2 separate regions of the Mus musculus genome follow, and region 1 is linked to region 2. The links are chromatin contacts, found by Hi-C or POLR2A ChIA-PET in ENCODE. All regions are on one chromosome and are shown on one strand. Each heading gives the region's core, a stretch centred on a gene start or an enhancer-like site at or near the end of the contact. The rest is flanking DNA. Distances are from core to core; before and after follow the strand shown.

Region 1 (5,334 bases), core at 2,475-4,974, 36 kb before region 2:
GCCTCTGGTTTTGACTCATTCACTCCACAGTGTTTTCCACCTTAATTTCTTATACCTCATTCCTCTGCAGCTCACAAGAAGGAAGTCCTCTTCAGGGTGGCAGCCCTACATACTTCAAGCACTATGCTCTGTCTGAGCCAACTGCCGTTTGATAAGATGGACTCTGATATCAACTATCAGAAGTCTCATAGCAAAAGCAGGGAGTAGACCTGGAGAGATGGTTCTGTTATTGAGAGTACTAATACTCCAACAGAAGATCAGACAGGGTTCAGTTCTCAGAACCTACATGGTGGCCCACAATCACCTACAACTCCAGTTTTAGGAATTTTAATGATTTATTCTGAACTCCATTGCCACTATTTGCAAGTTGTACACACACACACACACACACACACACACACACACACACACTCCAAATATTTTTTAACCTAGGAAGCAAGAATTGGTGGGAAGATGGGGAACTAGGAGCCAAACCATTTTTCTGGACACCCTGGTGTTGCACAATTTATGGTCCCCTGTTTCCAGCAGAGCAGTGCAACCTTCTCCATCTTGTGGCCCATCATTATGCCTGAAAGCACGCTATGCAGGCAAGATAAACTCTTTGCGAGGAAGATCTTTCACAACAGGCCCACTGTGTGACCTCTGCAGTGTGAGAGAAGTCTGTCCAACAGAACTTCGTAGGGAGGGGTGTTGTACTCCGTAGTCTAGTTCAACAATGTCCACAGATTCTGAATTCAGGGACTCGGAAGAATACTCCCAACCTTACCACAGCTTGACCCTTTGACCTTTGACCCCTTGGCAGAGAATGGTACCAGTGTTTCAGAACAGACTTTGGCTTCAGCTTCTGCCCCCGGAGCCCTGCATGTTAGATCAAACCCCCTCTGTGGGGCCATTCCTCGGCTCTTGACCCTGCTAAGGCTGGAGTCATGCTCCCAATGGGTGGGGCTGTACTTCTTCTGAGAGCTGGGCAGTCTCCCAAGGTCAAGTTTGGAGCCCATACATGCTCCGGAGCATAGAAACAAAGCAGAGTTGAGACTCAGATGTTCTCAGCATCACAGCTGTGCTCAACGGAAGCAGGGTAGCTAGGACAAATGATCTCTATGCCTGAGACATGAACATAGCACAAATCCTTGAGAGGGGTGGGACTTACACATAGAGAGCAGGTCTGTGCCCCTATATGCACAAACACATGCCTATGTATGTGTAACCACATCCACACAAAGATCCTATGTTGGTATGAAGAACACAGCCACAGAATGAAGCCAGGTGTAGAGGGCAGCAGTGTCCAAAACTCTATGGCTGCTGGATCATGAGAACCAAAGGTGACAGTTGATTGTTAAAACAGGGAAGCCTGCTATAGAGGAAAGTCAATTTCACAACCATATCATGTAGTTCTGTTGTGTGTCACCCAGATTTCCCATGCAGAGATGAGTCACTCGTAACTAAGCTGCCAGAAGAACTTGGCAGTGAAGGACTCCAAGTTCCTCTAAACCCAAATCAGGTCCTTTGACTGGGTTCTTGCTCTGTACTTTCTTAAAGATAGACATAATTTTAAACACAAGCCTATAAACCGAGCACTTGGGAGGATCAGGAGTTCAAGGTCAGCCTGAACATCACGAAATCCTGTTACAAAAAGAAGAGGAACTACTTTCTCTGAGGTCACATCCTTAAAGAAGGCTCCCATCCAAAGGTTACTCGGCAACAACTGGTAAAAGTTTATGAACCTTGGTGTTAGCCAACTTCTCGAGATAATGAGATGCCTGAGACAGTAATGTACAAAACGTAAAGGTTCGCTTTTGCCCACAGTTTGGGAGTCCCCAGTCCAAGACACAGTAACTCGTTGCCTTCGGCTTCTGCTGATTTGTGCTGGAGACCAATGGTGGTGAACAAGCAAGCAAGAAGAGCAAACTGCTGAACTCCTGAGGGAAGACACAAAGACAGAGGACAAAGTCCCACAACCCCATCCAGTTCAGGTCCTCACAGACCTACAAAATGACTGCTAGGCCCTGACTTCTAAATGTTCCAGTACTTCCTAATAATTAGCACTACCTAGGGATCAATCCTTTAGCACATGGAGTCCAGTAAGAAACTTATCCAAATCATAGAATCCTCCTTCTTCTATTTCAAAAAAAATCTGAAGCCCACAGCCCATCTTCAGAACTGCTAATACTTGCTGTGAAGGCAGGAAGATCTGAGCTTGGGACCCCCAGCACCTATATAAAGCAGATGTAGCAATTTTGCCTTGTCACCCTGGCCCTTGAAGGAGGCGATGTTGGGTAGAACCCAGAGGATCTTGCTAGCCAGCCAGTGTAGCCAAACCAATGAGCTCTGGGTGCAGCAAGACTCTGTCACAAGACAATGAAGTGAAAAGTGCTTAAAAAAAAAATACCAGCAGTCTCAACAAACCTGGACCCAGGAGATCTCTCAGATACTGAGCCATCAAACAGGCAGCATACATACACTAACTGGTCCAGTCCCCTCAACACATATACAGCAGAGAACTGCCTGGTCTAGCCTCAGTGAAAGAAGATGCACCTAACTAACCCTTGAGAGACTTGAGACCCCAGGGAATGAGGAAGCCTGGGGAGGTGAGTATGTCGGGGGAGGAGCATCCTCTTGGAGACAGGGGAGGAGGAATGGGATGAGGAGGATAACTACTGTCAAAGGGCAGAATGAGAGGAGGATAACAACGACTGGACTGTAAAAAACGATTAAAGATAAAAAAAGACTTCAAATGTTGACTTGTGACCTACACACACACACACACAAACACACACACACACACACACACACACACACACACACACACACTCACCAATGTTATAAATGTAGTGGAGGTGGCAGACACAAAGGAGGGGAACAAATTGTAAGAGCATGTCCTCAAACAGATGCCCTTCTCAACTCTGTAAACATACTAGCAGTTCATTTGCAATGTCTTTGTGACAAAAGACATATTCAAAGAGATCTCTTATTAGTTAGCTTGTTTTATTCCCTCCTACCCCAGTAAATACATATCAAGGCATCGTATTATAACCAATAGATATGGAACACATACAGAATTCTGACCTAAAGCCATAAAGCACTTAAAAAAGTTTTACTTAAAACAACTTCACAACAACAATATGAACTAACCCAGTACCCCAGAAGCTCGTGTCTCTAGCTGCATATGTAGCAGAAGATGGCCTAGTCGGCCGTCATTGGGAAGAGAGGCCCCTTGGTCTTGCAAACTTTATATGCCTCAGTACAGAGGAACGCCAGGGCCAAGAAGTGGGAGTGGGTGGGTAGAGGATGGGGTGGAGGGGATGGGGGACTTTTGGGATAGCATTTGAAATGTAAATGAAGAAAATACCTAATTAAAAAAAAAACTTTCACAATCAAGAAGATGTAATGAACTTAATGTGTGCCCTGAGTTTCTAGCACACACTGGCTCAGAGATTGTAGGGAACCGCCCTTGTGTCACAGTGTAGAAGCTACATAGCCACTTTCAATTCTCTTTCACACTGTTAAAGTGTAATTCTTTACACAAGCAGTATCCAGATTTTCCCACACCCCGGGCCACTTAGAACAGGAGCAATAGTCAAATGTGACTGGAAAGTAAAGAGGAACAACCGATGTTTTAAAATTATTCCATCTGGGGCCATGCTGATCTGTACTAGTGACAGGAAATTGGGCTACCAGGGCTGTCTGCTGACACGTGCATTGGTCACGTTGAATTCTGTCACCAGATTCCGGGTGCATCCATGGGCTTCATTTGCATTAAATGAAAGGGTGTCCAAAAATACACGCTGTTGCTAAGGTTACATCTTGCTGTATGCAAATGAAGATGTGTTTGTTCAGACCAGTTAAAAATATCTTGGCACTAGCTAATTTCCCCATTGGCGTTACAGGAGTGATCAGAGGCCTGTTGAACAGAGGGCTCAGGGTTACCTGACTCAGCACAAGGGGTCTGGAAACAGCATTATTTATGAGTAATATTTTTAGAACTTGTAGCAACTACTTTTCATGAATTCAAATGATGTCTGGTTTCCAGGAGGTTATAAATATTTTCTAATACCAACACACACTATCGCCAATACAGAGACATCTTTTTTCTATCTATTTGCAAAGAAATCACTCTAATGGATAATTCTAGAATGTAGTAGAAATTGGGATTGAGCTGGGTAGTGGTGGCACACACCTTTAATCCCAACACTTGGGAGGCAGAGGCAGGCAGATTTCTGAGTTCGAGGCCAGCCTGGTCTACAAAGTGAGTTCCAGGACAGCCAGGGCTACACAGAGAAACCCTGTCTCAAAAAAAAAAAAAAAAAATTAAAATGGAAATTGGGATTGAGCAGAGGTGGGGTCAGCAGTCCAGCAGGGCAAGTCAGCAAAGCTATCATTTTTACCTTGCAGAGTCCTGAATGTTGTTTAAAGTTATTCTCATATTGTTGACACAAGACAGTTGTTTTGATTTCTATATAAAATTGGGAAACTGAATGTAAGAGGTGTTCCACCACTCCGTATAAGGACTGAACATTGTATTTAGAAACACTAACTCTGATCTTTTCTCTGTATCAGACTGTTTCTATAACCACTGATGAATTATTGAAGAAAAAATTAAATCTAAGTAGGAAAGGCAAGCCAGAAAAGCAGCTGGAGTCTTGACATTAAAGCATTTCGCAGATAGTATTTAAGATGGAAATCACTCTGGCTTTTTCTGATTGTATGACTCTCCCAGAGCTTAGCTCACCATCCCAAAGCCGGGCTGGATGACCATGCTCTCCCTCCATTCTAGAAGATGCCCACTGTTAAAATGAGTGGGTCTCATTACTTTTCAAATACCAAAATGTCAGAGCCAGATGGGACCCCCAAAGTCACCACCATTTTGAGACAGAAGTCCCTGGCACCACATTCCAGAGGAGAGGCCACCCAGCCATCTGCTTAGACTCCTGCATGAGACAGCAGCTCAGTTCCTGGGTGCTCGCTCACCCAGTGATGAACACATGGCCCTCTTCTCCGGGCTTCAGCCATTTTAATTTTTAATTTATGTAATCCCAAGACCCACCCTATGAGATGGGCACCATTACCTCACTGTACAAATGAAGACACGGACACAGAGAATTGAAGTAAATTGCTCAAGCCAATATAGTTTCTAAATTGTAGAAATGGAATTAAATTCCATATAATTTAATATTATGAGCTCTGAGCCTCTATGTTTTATATTGTCAAGGAAGGCTCCTGCTACACAAAATAACCCATGAGGTTGTATTTAAAGAAAGATGTTGCCTATGCAGTACACTCTTTTACTTTAGAATTCTTTAGACTCTGGAAAACGGGCCAGATGTTAGAAGAATG
Region 2 (5,634 bases), core at 2,525-5,024:
CCACATGTTCCTATCGAGGCTGAATGAGATGATGGCCACTGCCTTCTCAGTTCTTCTGGGTTAGCCTGTGTTGTACCGTTCTCATTTCTGTGCTTTTCGTTGACAATTTCACTCTCTAAAGTGGCCATAAAGCACAGAGCCAAGTACGATACAAAGTTTCTCCAAAACAAGAGCCAGGAGGGCTATGATGCTCAACAAGGAGAAAATAGGCACATGAGATCTGACCAGGGAGAGTGCTATTGGCCAGGGTTCATTGCCAGTGAACCAACCATTTATATTATGTGTGGTGTCCTTAAATAGGAAACATGGCTGTTTGGTGACTATTAGGTGTTGATGAAACTGCACCTAGAGACTTATGGCCACCAAATCCTATGTCTCCCCTAGAAGCCATAGTCCACAGTCTGTATCCAACAGTCTCAAGTGTGATGACTCGATAGAACACAGCTACTGTGAATAAGGAGAACTGGCCATTTAATCATCTGATTTCCTAAGCACAGCTAAGTAGGGGTATGAATGAAATGCTTTGGAAAAAGTCCTAACAGGGGGGTTGCTTCTGAGTCCAGCCTTTAAAACTATAAACAGATGTTCCATGGATGATCTGGATGGTGACAGGTCATTCAAGGATTGGAGGATTGAGTTTGAAGAAATTTGACTAGGAAACACCGGACAAATGAGCGTCTAGAAAAGCAATGAGGCCAGAGAACTTTAGTCATAAACCAAGCCACAGGCAGGAGCTTTCAATCACTACAAAGTTTCTCTGCATAGTTGAAGCTATAGTTTTTGTATTAAGGAAATATGCAGCATGTCGGCTGTGAAAATTGGCTCAATATTCATAATCAAACCTAGTATGCTCCTGCTCCATGTTTCCGTAGAAACCCCTAGTTACACAAAGGGACCCTGGCCGGCCATTGGCAAGAAAACTCAGTACTGCTGGAGGTCACTATAATGATGCCGGGGGGGGGGGGGGGAGTACAACATAATTCCTGGTGAGATCAGTGAGCTGAGACAGCAAAGTATTGTTCCCTTGTAGCACATAGGACGGAGAGTACTACAGCGGATCAGGATACAGAGTCCCTCAGTCTCCCCACCATGCCCCTATCTATGAAAGATACCGCCTGCCAGTGCATCTGAACCTAGCACGCTCTTGACATACAGTGCAATTCAGAGCACACAAGAGAGTGACATTCTACACCAGCCCTTCTTTCATAGTTCCAAAGCGGTTGGTATATGTGCTCACATCAATCTCCTAACTCAGGCTTCCTAAGTCCCATTTTGTAGACAATGGCTTCAAATGACAGAATAATCTTTTTAGAGTTCACACAGCTTGTCCCAAGGATCCTTAAGGAATCTTCAGGTGTTTGTTGTTGTTGTTGTTTTTACTTGAGGCTTAGTGGGGACACTGTACAGCTCACCCCACACCGGGTCTCCACTCCCTGCTCCAGTGTGCACGGTCTGCATACTGCAGTACCTCCCTCATCCCGATGTGAACTCTGCTTGTCCTGTTTGCTGCCTGTTGGAGGCTGGGCATTTAACAAGACTCTCAGCATTTAACAAGACGCCCTGAAGCTTCTGGTCTTATGGTAAATTTCTTCTATTCCAGGTCTATGCGGCAACATTTTAATTCCATCCTCCTTCCTGTTCCACCTTGTTATAGCCTGGTCTGACAGAATATCAAAGGCCTGGAACAAGCCCTCAGCCATCCCTTGGTACAGTTCCTGGAATTTAGTTGATGTAGTCTATCAAAACAACAATAAAACAAAACAAAAACCCACCACTCAAAAAGGATGTTCTTGAATTTAGTTGAATTTAGATAGTAAGCTCAGTTCATGTGAACCAGTATATACTGTGAATGAATACCACCCAAAACAAAGTCTCAACTCACCTGCCCCTAATTGACAGTTTAATTTCACTGTAATCTTTATTATGACAGCTTCTGAACTTGTCATTAGCATTACTGATAAAGTTGAAAGACTATTTCATCTGATTATTGTGTCTTAAGAAACACTTAATTATTAAATTCCACACTGATAATTAGAAAGCCCTATTATTTCGTAATGGACTCAGCAATACTACCCAGGTATCCCTCAATTACTGAGACAGAAGCCGCCTCCAAGTGTGCTAAAGTGAACTCGCACACACCAAGTAATCTCTACTCACCAACATGAGCTGTGTTCCTAGAGATGGAAAGGTCTGCTCAGCTTCCAAGATGATATAGTATTCCAGGTATCAATTTGTTATCTGGGGCTGATTCATTCATGACCTCCCCAAAGCCTGGCCAAAGTTGAAGGCAGACAGGATAAGTAAAGGAGAAAAGGTGCAACGGAGGTGTGTGTGTGTGTGTGTGTGTGTGTGTGTGTGTGTGTGTATGTGTGTGTGTGTGTATGTGTGTGTGTGTGTATGTGTGTGTGTGTGTGTATATGTGTGTGTGTATGTGTGTGTGTATGTGTGTGTGTGTATCTATGTCTGTGTATGTGTCTACTTGTGTATATCTGTGTCTGTGTGTTTCAGACAAACAAATCAAAGCTAAGGTCATGGCAAGAAAAATTCTAATAGAGCCATAATAACATAAAATAAACTGTCTTCAGATGGACAAAAAATAAGATGAGTACAGGTGGGGGGCAGGGAGCTTGAGAAACTTATGCAACCCAAGGACCATTTCCATGTAGGAGACTATATTATTCTAACTAGACTGTGCCTGTCTAGATCCTGTCTGAATTCTTGCCAAAACTGAACCAAACACTCTACTGCTAAGCAGTTCCTGGGAGCCTGTCAGAAACGCAGACTATCAAGAGCCTCAGGAGACTTAGGCGGAGTAAATTTGTCATGGGGACTCATACTGGCCTCAAGCAAGGGGATAGAGCAATGCTCTCCCTGAAGCACCTTCCACTGTTGGAGCCCCAGGCTTTTCCTCCTGTTCCCAACCCACAAACTCACTACCCAAAGAAGCCATGGCTGTCAGCACAAGGCCTGACACACTGTGAAGGTTTAATACTGTATAAATTGTATAATGATCTTCTCTGGTTGGCTGACTGGGAAAAAGAGCAGCCAACCTAGGTATCTGCAAGGCAAACACACATACAGGGGCTCTGACTCACAACCTGTTTGGCACAGCTCGGTCCTCTGGGCTTCCGGAATCTCCCTTTCTGTACAAAACCTCCTCGGCAGATGTTTTAAAACAATGATCTGTGACAATGAGAGCTGTAAGCTACTTTCTCCTTACCTCGCAGAATTTTAAATTCACTGTTTAGAAGACCGTTGCATTTCATAGGCTAGGCATCATTTGGGAAGACATTTTTTGGGATCACATTCAATAACGGTGGCCTTTAAAGCTAGGCGTGTGTTACTAGGACAGGCAAGGGAAGTGTGAGAGCAAGCAGGTTCACCATCCAAAGTAACCTGGGGCCAGGGAGGGGGAGCACTAGTATCAGTGTGAGTGTATGCCAGTGGCCTATGGAGAGTGTGTCTTTGGGGGTGTTTTGTTTGTATTTTGTTTGTCTGAGGGGAAAAGTGGGTAATGAAGGAATTTAGGCCTCCTAGTGAATAGCAAGACAAGTGGTCCAGGCAGAGAGTATTAACATTAGCTGGGAGGTACAGTGCTAACTCCTGGGTGCAGATCCTAGTGCCTAGCCTGGCTAGAAGTGAACCGGCCCTCCGGGTGACAGCAGGGTGGGATTCCAAAGCCAGGGAGGGGCGGGCGGGCCGTGGGGCGGGCCGTGGGCGGGGCGGGGCGGGGCTGGAAGTCGACTCTCGGGCTGAGGCTGCCGCCGGAGAGGCATCCACAGCAGCGGAGCGGGCGGCCGAGCAGGAACGAGGCGGCGACAGCGGCTGCGACTCCGGTGAGCGTGGTGCGGACTCGGCTGGGGCGCGGCAGGGATCGCGGGCTGGGACTGGCAGGGAAAGGCGCTGCGGAGGCACAAGGGCCTCCCGGGCGCCGGATTTGGTGGAGCGGGGCGACTGTGGCTCTCTTCGTCCGGCTCGCGACGCCCTGCAGCCCCGGGCGAGGGAGGGAGGCAGCTAGCTCACGACTCGGTCTTGAACTGTTCTTCTTGGTTCCCGAACACAGAGGTCTGTGCGTCCATTGCTCCCTCTCTCCGGGTCTCTCTCCTGATTTTATTTCTTTTCCAGAAGAGTCCCTTCACCCTTCAACCACTCCCACCCCTACCGCCACCCCCCCGCCCCTCCCCCGAACCTTCATCTCCAAAGCTATTCTTCAGGAGACCCGCGATCTACCTCCTCCGGGTTCCCCTGCCAGGGCCATGCCTCTGCTCCCCATATTTCTGTAGCCCCAAGCGTGGATGAAGCCTGTTCTGGCCCCTGCACACCTGTACCCTTTTGCTGCCACCTGCCACAGAGGTGCTTAGCCAGCAGGCAAACTGCTGTGCCTAGGACCTCCTCGCCTCCGCGGTATTCACTCCCCCTCATGCCAGAACTCCTAACTAGAGTCCAGCAGGAGGAGACTTTTCCAAGCTGGAGCTTCGGGAACAATTTGACCCACTTCCCGAGGCACTGGTCTCAGGCCAGCCATGCTTTTTTGTAGACACACCTGTCTTATTTGCCAGCTGAGAGACTGGCAAGAACACCTTTTGACAAAAATGTGCCAGCCTGTCCCCTATTCCTTTTCCAAGCTGTTAAACTTCTTGGCCTATGTCCCCAGAGACGAGGTCTAGGGCATTTGCCATTTAAATCTGCTAAAGCTCTCACCCTCGCCCCCAACCTACATCTCTGTGACGATCCCCAGAATCCTGTCAGCCATTACTGGAAGAGGAAGGGTCCAGTACTGATAGAACCACCATTCTGAGTTTTTCTGGGCATGCTTTCTCCTCCTATGCGGGTGATTACCTGCCTACTTCTTAGAGAACCCCAGGCTCATAGGGCTCCCCTGAAGCCTAGTGGTTTTCTTATTAGAAACTTTCCCTACTCTGACCAATCATCACCTCTTCCAGATTGTCCCATGCTATCTGCACAGTGCTGAGTCTCCAGGGCTCAGGGAAAGCTGGGTTAGCACCATGCAGTTTGAGAACCTGTGCATAGCAGCAAGAGGAGGGTGGCTCCTAGCCAGGCCTCAGCTTTGGGAAGACCAGCCTGTTAGGATTGTTCCCAGTCAGACTAAATTTCACACACTGGTTGTGAGGGCTTCGTGTGAAGAGAGGAGGCAGACCAGGGGCTGTTTTTCCTGCCTGTTTCTGACTGTCTTGTGTTGCTATGGTGACAGTTTTGCCTCTTCCTCCCCCTGACTCTTCTGGGAGCTGGTTTTTATTGGTCTGTTGTCCTGTCTTTTATGGCTCTAATTTCTTCTTTCTACTTGCTCTGAAATAAACAGTCATAAACATGGGCACTGGGCCCAGGCTGGGGGCTGGCAGAATTCACCTCCTGTGGGCCCCTAGCTCCTGTGAGGAGAGAATACTGAACAAGCAGGGGTGGGATAAAGCTACCATGCACTTTCTTGCTCTCAAGCTTTGAGGAGGGGACAGTAGCATCCCGTTTGGTAGCATCCTTCTGGATATGTCAAACACTTGTGATAGCTCACTGGGGAGCTAGTGTTCTAGGGGAAGGGTAGCCCCCATCTCTCACTTTGCATCTGAGGTAAGTAATCTCAGAGCAAGTGAGCTGTTTCCCATGGGCTCCTGTTGATGT

What was found. Hi-C counts contacts between places; a loop is a spot of excess contacts on that map. ChIA-PET counts read pairs that join two places held with the same protein, here RNA polymerase II (POLR2A).
Region 1: a map of left cerebral cortex shows a loop between it and region 2 (8-fold over the local background). The contact joins the enhancer-like site here to the promoter of Cyria in region 2. A Hi-C loop is called at or near these places in 6 of 37 maps with a recorded cell type or tissue (heart and left cerebral cortex). POLR2A ChIA-PET finds 5 or more read pairs at or near these places in 1 of 5 experiments (embryonic stem cell).

What each region holds. Positions count from the first base shown.
Region 1 is chr12:12,222,139-12,227,472 of GRCm38, forward strand. No RefSeq gene overlaps it. Among named protein-coding and RNA genes, the nearest start is that of Gm40838, 12 kb to the right of the region's middle. Within about 2 kb of position 3,725, at least 1 of the 3 ENCODE cell types and tissues checked has a DNase peak (open chromatin) inside an H3K27ac peak, as active enhancers do; it is left cerebral cortex, where a contact is called at or near this core.
Region 2 is chr12:12,258,403-12,264,036 of GRCm38, forward strand. It overlaps Cyria (CYFIP related Rac1 interactor A), which reads left to right and starts at 3,775. Exons shown (of 12, transcript NM_001146119.2): 1 at 3,775-3,836.